2 separate regions of the Homo sapiens genome follow, and region 2 is linked to region 1. Evidence: chromatin contacts called from ENCODE Hi-C data. All regions are on one chromosome and are shown on one strand. Each heading gives the region's core, a stretch centred on a gene start or an enhancer-like site at or near the end of the contact. The rest is flanking DNA. Distances are from core to core; before and after follow the strand shown. Region 1 holds the start of KCNQ1OT1 (KCNQ1 opposite strand/antisense transcript 1). Region 2 holds the start of CARS1 (cysteinyl-tRNA synthetase 1).

The links. A loop is a pair of places that touch in the nucleus more often than their neighbours do. Pooled maps may share reads with other maps.
Region 2: a map with no recorded cell type shows a loop between it and region 1 (15-fold over the local background). The contact joins the promoter of CARS1 here to the promoter of KCNQ1OT1 in region 1. A Hi-C loop is called at or near these places in 3 of 37 single-sample maps with no recorded cell type and 7 of 50 pooled maps.

What each region holds. Positions count from the first base shown.
Region 1 is chr11:2,696,796-2,703,555 of GRCh38, reverse strand. KCNQ1OT1 (KCNQ1 opposite strand/antisense transcript 1) reads left to right here and starts at 3,562. Exons shown (of 1, transcript NR_002728.4): 1 at 3,562-6,760. The region is part of intron 11 of KCNQ1 (potassium voltage-gated channel subfamily Q member 1); the gene reads right to left. RefSeq lists silencers at 3,079-3,148, 3,159-3,428 and an enhancer at 2,122-3,361.
Region 2 is chr11:3,053,203-3,059,531 of GRCh38, reverse strand. It overlaps CARS1 (cysteinyl-tRNA synthetase 1), which reads left to right and starts at 2,109. Exons shown (of 23, transcript NM_001014437.3): 1 at 2,109-2,189. The coding sequence starts at 2,165. It overlaps LOC124902615 (a long non-coding RNA gene), which reads right to left and starts at 908. Exons shown (of 2, transcript XR_007062555.1): 1 at 514-908. RefSeq lists an enhancer at 1,923-2,455.

The DNA.
Region 1 (6,760 bases), core at 2,313-4,812:
GAGAAAAGCCGAGTGGACGTTTTGAGCCTAATTCTCTTCAGCTGTGAGTGCGTGTGTGCGTGCGTGCTCTCGGGTGCACAGGCTTGCAAGGGAACCTTTTGAACCCCAAAGAGTAAAGCTGGAGGGAGTGCAAGGAACGCTAGCTCAGCCCCTACCATGTACAGATGAGGCAAACCAGACACAAAAGGAGAATGGGACCTGCCCTCTGTCACGTGGGGAGCTCAGGGAGTGGCCACCAGGTGCCCAGGCTCTCTGTCTCACACCCACCCCTGCAGCCTTGAGTCCCAAGAAGGTGACAAGGTGCAGGCGCCAAATTTCAAAGCCTTCCACAACCCACAGAACAATTCAGAAAGGGAGCTGGCCGTGACTGCAGCCCCCTCCCAGAATTCTGCCATGGTGCCCAAGGCCAGCCCTGGGCTCACCTCCCAGCCTGCCTGGCAGCCCCCATCTGCCTCTGGGGCTGGCCTGGAGTCCGCCCAGCCTCACATGCTTCTCTAGCCAATTCCCACGTGTCTCTTGTCGCCCGACGAGACAACAAACCCCTCTCAGTCTCGGCCTGTTTTCCTCTCCACTCTTCCCCCAAAGGACTAGAGGAGGCGGGAGTGGGGGCACACAACAGGTGCGCTGGGCTGGCAGGCGGCGCTGGCTGATTGACGGCACCCCGTGTGTGGCGAGGGGGTGAGGAGCAGAGGACATAGGACACAGAACTGTCCTTCCTGACCACGTCTGGTGAGCTGGTCACAAACAATAGTGACAGGCTCCTTGGCCTGGCAACCCCACTGCTAAGAGTACTCAAGGAGACCTCACACAAGCACACAAGGTGAGGTGCCCATGGAATATCACAGGCGGGGAATTTGTCAGGGAAAAATCCAAGTGCCCAGGAGCTTGGGGTCTGAGGTTCCAGGGTTAGGTAGAGGGTGGAGGCAAGCCCAGAACATGAAAATCTATATAAATGAATCAACTACTTGTAAGATATGTCCCCATCCAGGCCCACAATTAGAACCCACAGTTTTGTTAAGTGTAAGACCAAATAAGCTCAATTTTCATGACTTTACAAATCAGTTTTCAAGATAAAAATCCTAACCAACACCCTTTGTCACTCTTTAGTAGGAGGGTGGACACCATTTTAAGTGAAATTGATTTAGGGAGCTTTTCAGCCTGTGTTCGACATCCTTGGAGAACACAACAACAAAGGCTGGGAGACAGCTCTGTGTCCAAGAGCGAGGACTGAAGGAGTCCACCAGGCTACCTCCTCCATCTGATGCAGCTAACAAAGGCCCAAAGAAAAATGGCCACGTTTCGAAAATCTGTCTTTCCCACCAGAATGTAAACCCCACATGAGTGGGACTTTTATTCTGGTGAAATCTGTGAAATGACTCTGAAGACCTGGGATCCTGCTCCCCTGACCTCCTGGGGAGGTAGAAATGGACATGCAGGGAGGGTGATCAGGGGAGGATTCTGGCCTCCTGAGGAAGGCTGAGGAAGGCCAGAGGAGGCCTGGGGGCCACAGTGAGGCTGGAATTGAGCTGCACCCCAAGCAGCAAAAAGGAGCAGGACAGGGGCCTGAGGCCACCCTCAACTCAACATTCCTGACCCTGTCTTCTCACATAATCTCTCTCGTTTCCTATCTCAATGGCTCCAAGAGGCTGTCAGCATCACCTCCATCCTACAGGCGGGGAAATGAGACTTGCAGGTATCTCTGCATTGCAGAGTCCAGGCCAGGGTCAGGACTCCAGCCCTGCCCTGCTCTTTTTGGTCAGGGGCAGAGAATAATAGTGGTCACTGAGTGGGAGTTGTGATCCTTTGGATGTCAAGAGAGAGGCTGGGCACAGAGGAAGCAGGCAGACAGGCAGCTGATAATCTGTCCTGAGGAGGCAGGAAGGTGGGAAAGCCACTTGGGAGCTGAAGTTCCAAGCTCCATTTTCCCCTCAGACTTCACTTCTAAAACACAAGTTCAAAGATAGTAACTATCAAGAATTTCAAGACAGTGACATTATAGCGTGAAACCCTGAGTCTGGGGTGCACCTGAGCACTGGCTCTGAGTGATGGCACTGGTTGCACAGCTGCCTCTCGGACAGGCAGATGACAAAAACTTCCCAGCTAGATAGTGAGGGTGGACTGCGCCCTCTGATCAGACACATGAACTCCCTGGGCCAGTGCGAAGGGACAGGCGCCCAGGGGATGTGTCACTTGTGCCCAGATTGCCTGTGGGCTGAGCAGGAGGCAGGGAGTGGACTCATCTGGGCGTCGTTGCTGAAGGCCTGAAAGGAATCACTTGCTGCCTGAAAAAATGACACCATTTTCTCTTTCTCTTCTGGGCTGAAGAACAACAAAACCCCCAACCCGGTCACCCTTGGAGAGAGATTCCTGGCTCTCCCGTAGACGTATATTTTCGGCAGAGGCAGTGAAGATGAATGGCCTCCTTGCGTGCCTTGGTGGGGGGACGGCTGGCTCGCTTGGCTGGCTCCAGCCTCCCCCTTCCTCCTGTGTTTGAGGTCAACCCTGGGTTGGGGTTGTAACAACTTTCGAGAACATACCCAGAGTCCTGCATTCCAACACTGTTTTTGCAGTCCACATGGAAGGGCCAAACGGCCCCCAGCCTTGCCAGGGAAGCCTCAGGGTGTGAACTTCTAGAGGGGGCTTTTGTGACCCAGGCTTTTGTCCCCGGAGTTTATGGCAATGCTTGGCATTCAGAAGGCGCGCGCCAGCGGCGCGGAGGGGACGGACAAGGGGAGGGGCCGGCAGACGCGGTCAAGTGTCACGCCCGGATGGGGGATGGGAGGTGGGCAGGGCGGGCCCGGCCGGGCGCTGGCAGGCGCGGGGCGCCCTCGGCGCTGCCCTTTGCCAGGTGGGTGGCCTGGCATGTCCCGGCCACCCCTGCCACTCACCCCCTGAGGTCCCAAGTCCTCAGGGGTGAGCGGCAGACACGGGTGTTCCAGGCACAGCAGTGGGGGCTTCAGAACATCCCGATCCCCTGCATGGACCCGCTGGGAGGGGGGAAAACGCCTCCCGCACCCGGTGCCACGGCGGTGGAGACCTTGCCCGGGTTCGAGGGTCGCTGCAGCGGCGCCGGCGGAGGGGCTGGTCTCGGGCGTGGCCTGGACGCCCACAGGCCTCCACACCGAGGGCCCACAGCAGTGTCGGGGTGCGGCCGCTGTCCTCACGCGGTCACCCCGGGGTGGTGAACACATCACGCAGAGAACTGGCCCGTGTCTCCAGCTCACCCCGGCGATGCCAACGCTGAGGCTGGCGCTGGCCCCGGCCCCCGGTGGTGCTCAGGGACGACGGGTGGGGGCAGGGAGGGCGGCGGCTCGCGCCACCTCACACCCAGCCAGTGCCTCATGCGGCGCTGGACCCGCTGGGCCAATCTGAGCCCGGGTGGCATCAAAACGAGACTCTTTCGGCCAATGACAGGACACGGCACATCACTTTCCGCACCCAGCCAATCCGTGCAGCAGCCCGCCGCAAGCCTTCCCCTGCTGCCGCCCAATCAGCAGGTGGGGGGCGGTCGCCACGTCGGCAGCGGCGGGGGCAGTCGGAGCGCTGCCGCAGTCTCCAGGCAGAACGGTCGCCGCGTCGCCTCAGCACGGACCTCCAGGGAGCTCCTCAGCAAGATCCTGCCAGGGCGCCCCTCAGCGCGATTCTGCCGGGGTGCCTCTCAGCGTGGTCCTCCCCGGGGCTCCTCAGCACGATTCTCCCGGTGCGCCCCTCAGCGCGGTCCTCCTCGGTGCGTCAGTCATCGTGGTTCTCCCCGGCGCGCCCCTCGGCGCGGTTCTCCTCGGGGCTCCTCAGCGCGGCGCTCTTCTGGGGGCTCCTCGGCGCAGTTCTCCCCGGGGACTCCTCGGCGCCGTTCTCCTCGGGGCACCCGGGGCTTTTCGGCGCGGTTCTCCCCGGGGGTTCTTCGGCGCGGTTGTCCCCGGGGGTTCTTCGGCGCGGTTCTCTCCGGGGGCCTCTCGCCGCGGTTCTGTTCTCCCCGGGGGCTCCTCAGCATGGTTCTCCTCCGCGCGGTCCTCCCTGGGCCTCCTCAGCGCGGCACTCTCCTGGGGGCTCCTCAGCGCGGCACTCTCCCCGGGGGCTCCTCAGCGCGGCACTCTCCCGGCGGCTCCTCAGTGCGGTTCTCCCAGACTCTCCTCAGCGCGGCCCTCCCCATCTCTCTGGGAGGGTTTGAACACGGTCAGCACGGACCTGGGCGGACGGCGCGGGACGGGTGATCACTGGCGTTGCTGAGGTGAGCTGTGTGCCCCGCGGCCGTCCCAGATCACAGGCGTCAGCAGTGCAGCCTGGCCTGGGCAGTGCGCTCCCATCTGCACCTTATGGACAGCGTGGCCAGGGTCGAGGTCCGAGTTCCTGGCCGCGTCCCAAGGATCGGATTCCGGGTCTATAGTTCTCATGGTGGTTCAGAGTGGGCTGAATTGGGATTGGAGTCTGGAATCCGCATCGTGGTTCTGAGTCCGCGCTATTGGGATGGAAGTTGGGAATCCATGTTGTGGTTTTGAGTCAAAGCCCGAATTGGGACCGGAGTCGGAAATCCACTTAGTGGTTCTGAGTCAGGGCCCGAATTAGGATCGGAGGTGGGAATCCCCGTTGTGGTTCTGAGTTAGGTATCCTAGTTGGGATCAGAATTCGGGTCTAGGGTCCACATCCTGGCTGGGAGTTTGCCTGAGTTGGGATCTGAGTAGTTGGGGTCCCAGTCAGTCCGGGTCTGGAGTCCGCATGGTGGTTTTAGGTAGGGCCTCATTAGGGACAGAGGATCGGGAGTCTGAGTTGGGGACCTGAATCCCGGTCTGGAGTCTGCATCATGGCTCTGAGTTGAGATCCAAGGGAGGTCCGAGTTGGCGACTGGAGTCAGGGTCTGGAGTCTGTCTTTGGGTAGAGGTTCTGAATGGGGGGCTCTGAGTTAAGAGATTGGGATTGGGGTTAGAGGTCTCAGTGGGGTATGGGAGTCAGGAATTGAAGTCGAAGTTCTGCCTCTAGGTGGGGATTCTGAGTCAGGAATTAGGGGGCGAAGTAAAGGTTGCAGTCTGAGTTGGGGGTGGTGATCACCTGCCAGGTGAGAGGTAGTGGTAGAAGTCTCTTGGTCATATTGGAGATGAGAGTTGATCAGATGCAGGTCTCAGTCTGGGTAGTAGGCTTGAAGGGCCACCACTATGTTCAGATCCCAGTACCCCACTGTGGTCCCTGAGCAGGTCAAATAGCCTTTTATATAAAATTGAGAGTAAGAGTGCCTTCCCACAGCACTGTTCTGGTTATGAAAGAGAATAATTCATCCAGGTAGAATAGTTCTGTCTTAGATTATCACAAAGTATAAAAACTTTCCTGATAATATCCACATTTGATGTGCATTTACCAGTTCTTTCTTTACTGTGGTGCCCCTTTTGCTAGACCAAAAGCTCCCAACGAGGAACTCTGTTTTGTTTTCTGCTGCCTGCTCTGTACCCAGCCAAGAGCCTGATACACAGCCTTACTCAGTCAGTACTTGAAGGAAAGCAGGCAGGCAGGATTAACCAGATTTCTATGGTGTCTCAAATGATCCATTTCTGCACCTGTTTTCCAGATACTCAGTAGGAGAAAAATTTAAGGATTGAGTTGCTTGATTATGGGTGTATTTTAATGTGTTTCCTAACATGCTGAGGAGAAAAGTGGGTCTGTTTCAGGATTTATGCTCCAGCTAGAGGGATTTTTTAAAATTGCGAATCAGAGCATGTCCAAATTCAGATAGAAAGCACAAGAAAACTATAAAGAATTTCCCTTATGAATGTAGATGCAGAAGTTCCTTGTACAATGCTAGCTAACTGAATCCAATAATATGTATTAAACAACAATTCTTAAACAAGTGGGATTGCTCTTAGGAATGCAAAGATGATCCAATATCAGAAACTTTATCCATGTAATTCACATTAAGAGGCTACAGGAGAAAAACCATATGGTTCCCTCAATAGAGGCAGAAAAAAATGATGTGATAAAGTTTAACGCCTATGTGTGATTTTGGGGTAGTGGAGTACACCACTTAGCAAGCCAGGACTAGAGAGGAACTTCTTCAACTTGATACAAGTTATAAACCAAAACTTAACTTTTCAGTAAACTTGATAGAGAAATTAAAAGTGTATCATTCTCTTTAAGATAAGGAGTAGGCCAAGGATGTCATCCTGGCCATACCCTAATACAAGAAAAAGAAATGGGGATGTGAGGATCAGGTAGGAAGTGATAAAACTTAGTGTAGCTCATAGGGTTGATGGTCTCCATAAAGATTCTCAAACATTTTGGTGTTACGACTTGTTGTATTCTTAAAAGTTATTGAAACCCCCAAAGGGCTTTTCTTGATAGAGATTCTATCTGTTGATAGTTACCATCTTAGAAGTTAAAACTAAGAAATGTTTAAAGCAGAACTATACAAGCACATATTCCACTGGGGTCATGGTGTGCTGCCTCTGGAAAACTCTTTATCTTTGTGAGAATGAAAGAAAAGGCAAATAATGTCGAGTATTATTATGAAAATGTTTTTGACCTTTCCTGAAAGGGTCTGGGGGGCTCTCTGGAATCCCCAGACTACACTTTGAAAATTACTGGGCTACATGGAAAAAAAAAATTAAGGAACTTAACAACTAAAGAGAGATTTCAGATTTCAGAGAGGTTTTGGATATAAGATCAGTGTACTCAAAACAAAAAACAAAAACAAACCACATTTCTTTATGCCAATAGCAACTGACTAAAAAAAAGCATAATAGAGATTAGGACAGCAATCAGAATAGCAGCAAAATTT
Region 2 (6,329 bases), core at 860-3,359, 360 kb before region 1:
ACCTCATCTTATGACTTTATCATCTGCAAAGACCCTATTTCCAAATAAGGTCACATTCACAGGTCCTGGTGGTTATAGGATTTCCACATCTTTTGGGAGAGACACAATGCAACCCATAACAACCTGTAACCCAATGTGCTGTCCCAAAGAACTACAACACCAGGGGGATGCTGAGGTTCAGAGAGTGTCCTTGCCCTGGTGGTAGGGCTGGGACGCAGCAGGACTGGGGAGGCGGGACCCACTGCTGCTAGACACTGCAGCACTCTTAGACACAGCTCGGCCACCTGAGCAGGTGATCATTTCCCAGTTCCGCTCTGCAGACCCTTTTTTTTTTTCCCAGTAGAGATGAAGTTTCACTATGTTGGCCAGGCTGGTTTTGCACTCCTGACCTCAAATGACCTGGCCGCCTTGGTCTCCCAAAGTGCTGGGATTACAGGCGTGAGCCACAGTGCCCGGCCCCACTTTGCAGATTTAAAAACAAGACATCTGGAAGCTCAGAGAAGTTAAACTCACCCCAGGTCTTACAGCCAAACTCTGGCTTGCCTGACCTGATGTCAGGAGGCTTTCTTAGTGCAAGAAAGGAAGGGCAGGGCAAGCCTTAGCCGAATGTTTATCTCTAAGAGGCTTCTGACTCTCCTGGGCGCCTCCGGTTCCTTCTCCCAGGAAGGCATGTGGCCGAGCTGGGCTTGGGTGACTCATGGTCCTAGAGTGATGAGTGAGAAACAGGCACTGTGAGAGTCATGGTAGGACCTGGCCAGAACTTCGTCCCCTAAGTCCTGGACTTGGTCCCTCCTTTGGGATTAGTTGGGGTCTCACAGAGCCTCCCACATCCTGGGCAAGTTACAGCACATGCTACAGGATCTTTGCAGAAATGTAAACAAACTCTTTCTTCTTTTTTTTTTCCAGCCACCAGTAGAATTTAGAATTTATTTATTTATTATTTTATTTATTTATTTATTTATTTATTTATTTGAGACGGAGTCTCACTCTGTTGCCAGGCTGGAGTGCAATGGCGCAATCTCGGCTCATTGCAACCTCCACCTCCCTGGTTCAAGCGATTCTCCTGCCTCAGCCTCCTGAGTAGCTGGGACTACAGGCAAGCGCCACCATGTCCAGCTAATTTTTGCATTTTTAGCAGAGACAGGGTTTCACCATGTTGGCCAGGATGGTCTCGATCTCTTGCCCTCATAATCCGCCCACCTCGGCCTCCCAAAGTGCTGGGATTACAGGTGTGAGCCACCGTGCCCGGCCTTAGAATTTATTATGAAATTAGACATGAGGTTCCAAAAAGTAACTAGAAGATTTTTTACTTTTTATTTTTTGAGAAAGGGTCTCACTCTGTCGCCTAGGCTGGAATGCAGTGGCACAGTCGTAGCTCACTGCAGCTTCAAACTCCTGGACTCAAATGATCCTCCTGCCTTGTCCTTTCAAGGTGCTGGGATTACAGGCATGAGCCACTAATCCTGGCTAATAATTTTTCTTGACATATTAAAATTCTGTTTCTTAAATAGCATTTCCTCTCATTTTGGATGGGTGCACGAACCTTGGGTGGGATATCCTTGGGAGGTGACATCATGCACACAGAAGGCAGGAGCCCTAAGGGGGTTGGGGATGGCTCCAGAATGGGGTCTGAGAAGGAGATGGAGAAGCCTGTTCACGCAACACTTCATAGTGGCTTGCTTTCCGCAGGGTCATTGGCAGGGCGGTCCCTAGGCCTGGAGCGCTCTTCCCGCCCATCCCCAGGCCCTGCTCCAGGTCGGCCTCCTGGGAACCATCCCGTCTCGCCAGCACACCCTGTCCCGAGGCCGCCTCTGACCTCCAGGCTGGGCCTGGTCCCCACGGCGCTTAGCGCAATCATGACTTAAACACCTATTACAGGACGCTCAGTCTTTAGTGCTTGTCTCCCCGCGGCTGGGCTGACTACTCCCAGCACGGCCACTGAACGCTTGGCCGCGCGATGCTCCGGAGCGCGGGTCGCCATTGGGTTGAACTACAGCTCCCAGCATGCTCCGGGCCGGCGACATCCGGAGCCCCTGGTAGTTGCCTAGCGACCGGGCGTGTCCCGGAAGACGGGCCCGGCGTGGGGCGCGACTTCCGGGGCGGCGGTTGCATCAGATTCTAGGAAGTGTCTGTAGCCGCAGCTGCGGGTCCGGGATTCCCAGCCATGGCAGATTCCTCCGGGCAGCAGGGTGAGCGGCGCGGCCGGGCCAGGCTGAGGGCGGCTGGGGGCCTGACTGGGCGCTGGGTGCTCGGCTCGAAGGGCAGCGAGTCCTTATGTCTGAGGGGCCCGGGTGCATGGGTTCTGAGGGGCAGCTGTGTCCGTGGTCTGAGGGGCGGCAGTGCCCGAGGTCTGAGGGGTGTCAGTGCGCGGGGTCTGAGGGACGGCACGTCCTTGGGTCCGAGGGGCGGGGGTGCTCGGGGTCTGAGGGGTGTCAGTGCCCGGGGTCTGAGGGACGGCGGGTCCTGAGGTTCGAGGGGTGGCACGTCCTAGGATCCGAAGGACAACGGGTGCCCGGCTCCGAGGGACGGCCACTGGGACCCCTGGGACTCCTGCGTGAGGGTCTGCCAGACCCGTGGCTGGAGCACAGACCCCGCGGGGACCCGAGCCCGAGCGGGGCGCTGCCCAGACCACCCAGCCTCAGTTTCCTCACTTGGTTCCTGCCGAGGTCCCCTTGCATCCTCACCCCGGGAGGTGGCCCTACATCAAACAGCCTTTCCCCAGCCGGTGCCTGGGCGGGCCCTCGCTCCCTCTTGCCCCAGCTGGCCTTTAGGGGGGAGACAAAGGCCCAAGGGTTGTTTTGGTTTTCTGCCCAGACCTGGCAGCTTCCGGGAGGTGGGCGGAGGGCACCTGAGGTTGGTATTTAGGGAAATGGGGCAGAGGACGCCAGGGGTACGCGTACACACAGTAAAAGGGCTTGGGGCTTTACGAAGGCTTTCATCTCCAGTTCCGCAGGCAGTCCACTGCAAGCTGATTGTCAGAGCATTACTGCCCCATTTTATTGCCAACCCGGGAGGTTCCCCAGGGACACAGCTGTGTCAGCTCCCCCAGTCACTCATGTCACCAGCGGGTAGACCTTGAGAGACCAGTGGGTTCTTCTCTCACTGTCCCTCCAGCAAGATTTTAGGTGCTGGAAAGGCAAGAGACTGAATCAGAAAGCCCAGATTCCTAACAGTCTGGAGCAGCCTTTCCAAAGGAAACATTCTCAGTATCTAGTTTTTAATTCTTTTGGCTGGCAAAAATTAGATGCAAGTTCTTGTAAGACACCTCCAGCCCCCACCCTCAGTTTAGATCGTACCAAGATTTCCTTAGCATCTGGTGGTGCCCTTTGCCCCTGAGGGTTTATTGGGTTATAGATAGGTAGTTATGACAACCCGAGTAATCTGGCGGCATGGGGACACCCAGATGACAGGGCTACACTCTTGTGCCAAGTGGCAGGAGGTGGTCACCTTCCAGGCACGCCGCCTACCACCCTACCTGTGTGCCTGGATTCCAGCACCATCTCCACCCGTCCCAGAGCCAAGCGGCCCTCAGAAGTCACCCAGATTCCTGTAAAACAGCATCATAGTTAACAGCCCCAACTCTGGAACCACCCTGGAAGGGCCAGGGTTCCAACTCTGCCTCCCGCCCCACAGCAAACCATGCGTAATGGCTCCTACCTTGGAGCATGGAGTGTAAATGAATTAATAGATGGGAAGGACGTAGAACAGTGCCTGGCACTCAATTAAGTGCTGTGTCTGTGCTGAAAGTTAGGGCCTGTTTGTTTTCAAACTAAAAATGTGTTTTTGTTCATTTGTGAACGTAAATGACGTATTAGTAGTGTTTTGTATCTTGTTTTTAAAAATAGCTTTAGAATTTTAGGTTTTCAGAGCCTTGTAAGAATTGCCTTCTTTTTGGAGCTTGCCATATAGGTTGGGATTGCCCTCTCCGGGCTGTCAGGGCAGCAGGCAGATTGCCCAGTCCTCAGCCTGCGCACAGCATCTCCAGCCAGTGTTCTTCTGCCCCAGGGCATGGCCCACCTGCCTTTACTATCGCCTCCTCCCATCACACACACACTCTCAAAGATGAGAACAGGAAATAAAATCCAATCGTAGGCCAGGCGCAGTGGCTCACACCTGTAATCCCAGCACTTTGGGAGGCCGAGGCAGGCAGATCACGAGGTCAGGAGATCGAGACCATGGTGAAACCCTGTCTCTACTAAAAATAAAAAAAAAATTAGCCGGGCGCGGTGGCGGGCGCCTGACTACTCGGAGGCTGAGGCCGGAGAATGATGTGAACCCAGGAGGCGGAGCTTGCAGTGAGTCGAGATTGCGCCACTGCACTCCAGCCTGGGCGACAGAGCGAGACTCCGTCTCAAAAAAAAAAAAATCCAATCGTAAATGCTTTCAGTGACCATCTTCCCAGATTTTTCAAGGAGGCCATCATTTTTGTACCATCTTCCCTAAGTTGACTCAGAAGGTCTATTTCTCTTTCCTGATCTCACTGGGTGTACAGCTTTTCCTTTGCGGTCTTGAAGGTGCATAGGCTTGGTGCCTGTCCAAGAGCCTGATTATTTCAGAAGGATGAGTTTCATTTCTGAGGTTTCTGGGGTAGATGGAGCCTACCTCAGGGCCTTTCCGCACAGACTTGGGATACCACTTGGTCGGCTGCTCATCAGGTCAGACTTATAGTTTAATTTTTATACAGTTTAATTCAAGGGTCTTCATAATAACACAGCCAGCATTTTTTCAGCATGAGTCTGTGCCAGGCACTGCTCTAAATGCTTTGCATCTGTTATCTCCTGCCACCCTTGGGGGAACCCCTTTGAGGAAGATCCTGCCGGCATCTTGTACAGATGAGAATCCTGAGGTTCAGAGAAGTCAAGCAATCTGTCCACCATCACGACTAGCCAGAGGCACAGCCAGGCTCCCAACCTGGGCAGCCTGACTCAATAGGGACCTTAACTGCTGTGCTGTGCTGCCTTTGATGATTCTCTTCAGACTCACAATAGCTCAACCCAGTGAGTTAAGGCAGACGAGAATAAAGCTGATGCCCTTCGATGTTTTCCCCAGAGCCACATGAAATGTTTGCTCCTCTATGAACTCAGGTACCATGTTTCCGGGTATTTGAAGAGCCTTAGGCAGTACCCTTGGGGTGGAGATTAAGCCATTTCCAGTGTGGGTGCTCTGGGTGGCAATATTGCTGTCTGATCACCCCACAGGCTCATTGTGAGGGATGTTGGATGCCCCTAATAATGAATAACCTCCCTCCCAGTAAGGAGGAAGATGGAGATGCTGTTCTTGGGGGTGAGAGAGGATGCCTGGGGGCCACCTTTGTGAACGAGTTGCAGCTGGACCTCCGGGGCTGGTGATCAGGACGGGGAGTGGGAGGGGAAGCCCTCACCTGTGGGAGGAGGCGCTGGTCTCTGGGAGTGGGCAGTGTTGGCTCCTAGTTGGTGAGAGCAGGGGTGCATGCCCCTCTCTCCTCCCCACGATTCATGTCTGGGGGCTTTTTCCGGTCCCCTTTCTGAACACTTCTTGGGCAGGGAGTGGATCACTGGGAAGGACCCAAGAGGAGCAGCTGTAGAGGGTGGGACCAGGGGAACATTTGCAGAAAGGGAGTAACCTGCAGGGTGAGATGTTGCCTGGACACCCACAAGATGAGGACCCTGGTGGGACCTTTGAAGTAGCAGGGTCAGAGGGCAAAGGGTCAGGGTGAGTGAGGGGTGCAGACCCCCACCAAACCGGGGCACTTATTAGGAGCTCAGACCTGCTGTAAAGGGGTCTGCATTTTAGCAAGCTTTCCACCCATGGGGAAGCTGGTTTAAACCTCACTTGCTGGGCCCACCCCAGAGATTCTGATTTGGCAGGTCTCTGGTGAGCCCAAGAATGTGACTTCTCTGGATCCCCCAGGTTCTGCTGCTGAAGGCACACCAGGGCCATGCCTGGAGTGGACCTGGGAGAGCCTCAAGGGAACGCAGGAAGAGAAACAGGGCAGCCGGGAGAGGTTTAAATGCTTACAGGAGGCCAGGCATGGTGGCTCACGTCTGTAATCCCAGCACTTTGGGAGGCCGAGGTGGGTGGATCACCTGAGGTCAGGAGTTCTAGACCAGCCTGGCCAATATGTAGAAACCCCGTCTCTACTAAAAATACAAAAATTAGCTGGGCATGGTGGCGGGCACCTGTAATCCCAGCTACTCGGGAGGCTGAGGCAGGAGAATCGCTTGAACCCGGGAGGCAGAGTTTGCAGTGAGCCGAGATCATGCCACTGCACTCCAGCCTGGGTGACGAGCGAGACTCCGTCTCAAAAAATAAAATAAAATAAAATAAAATAAAAATAAATAAAAAATAAA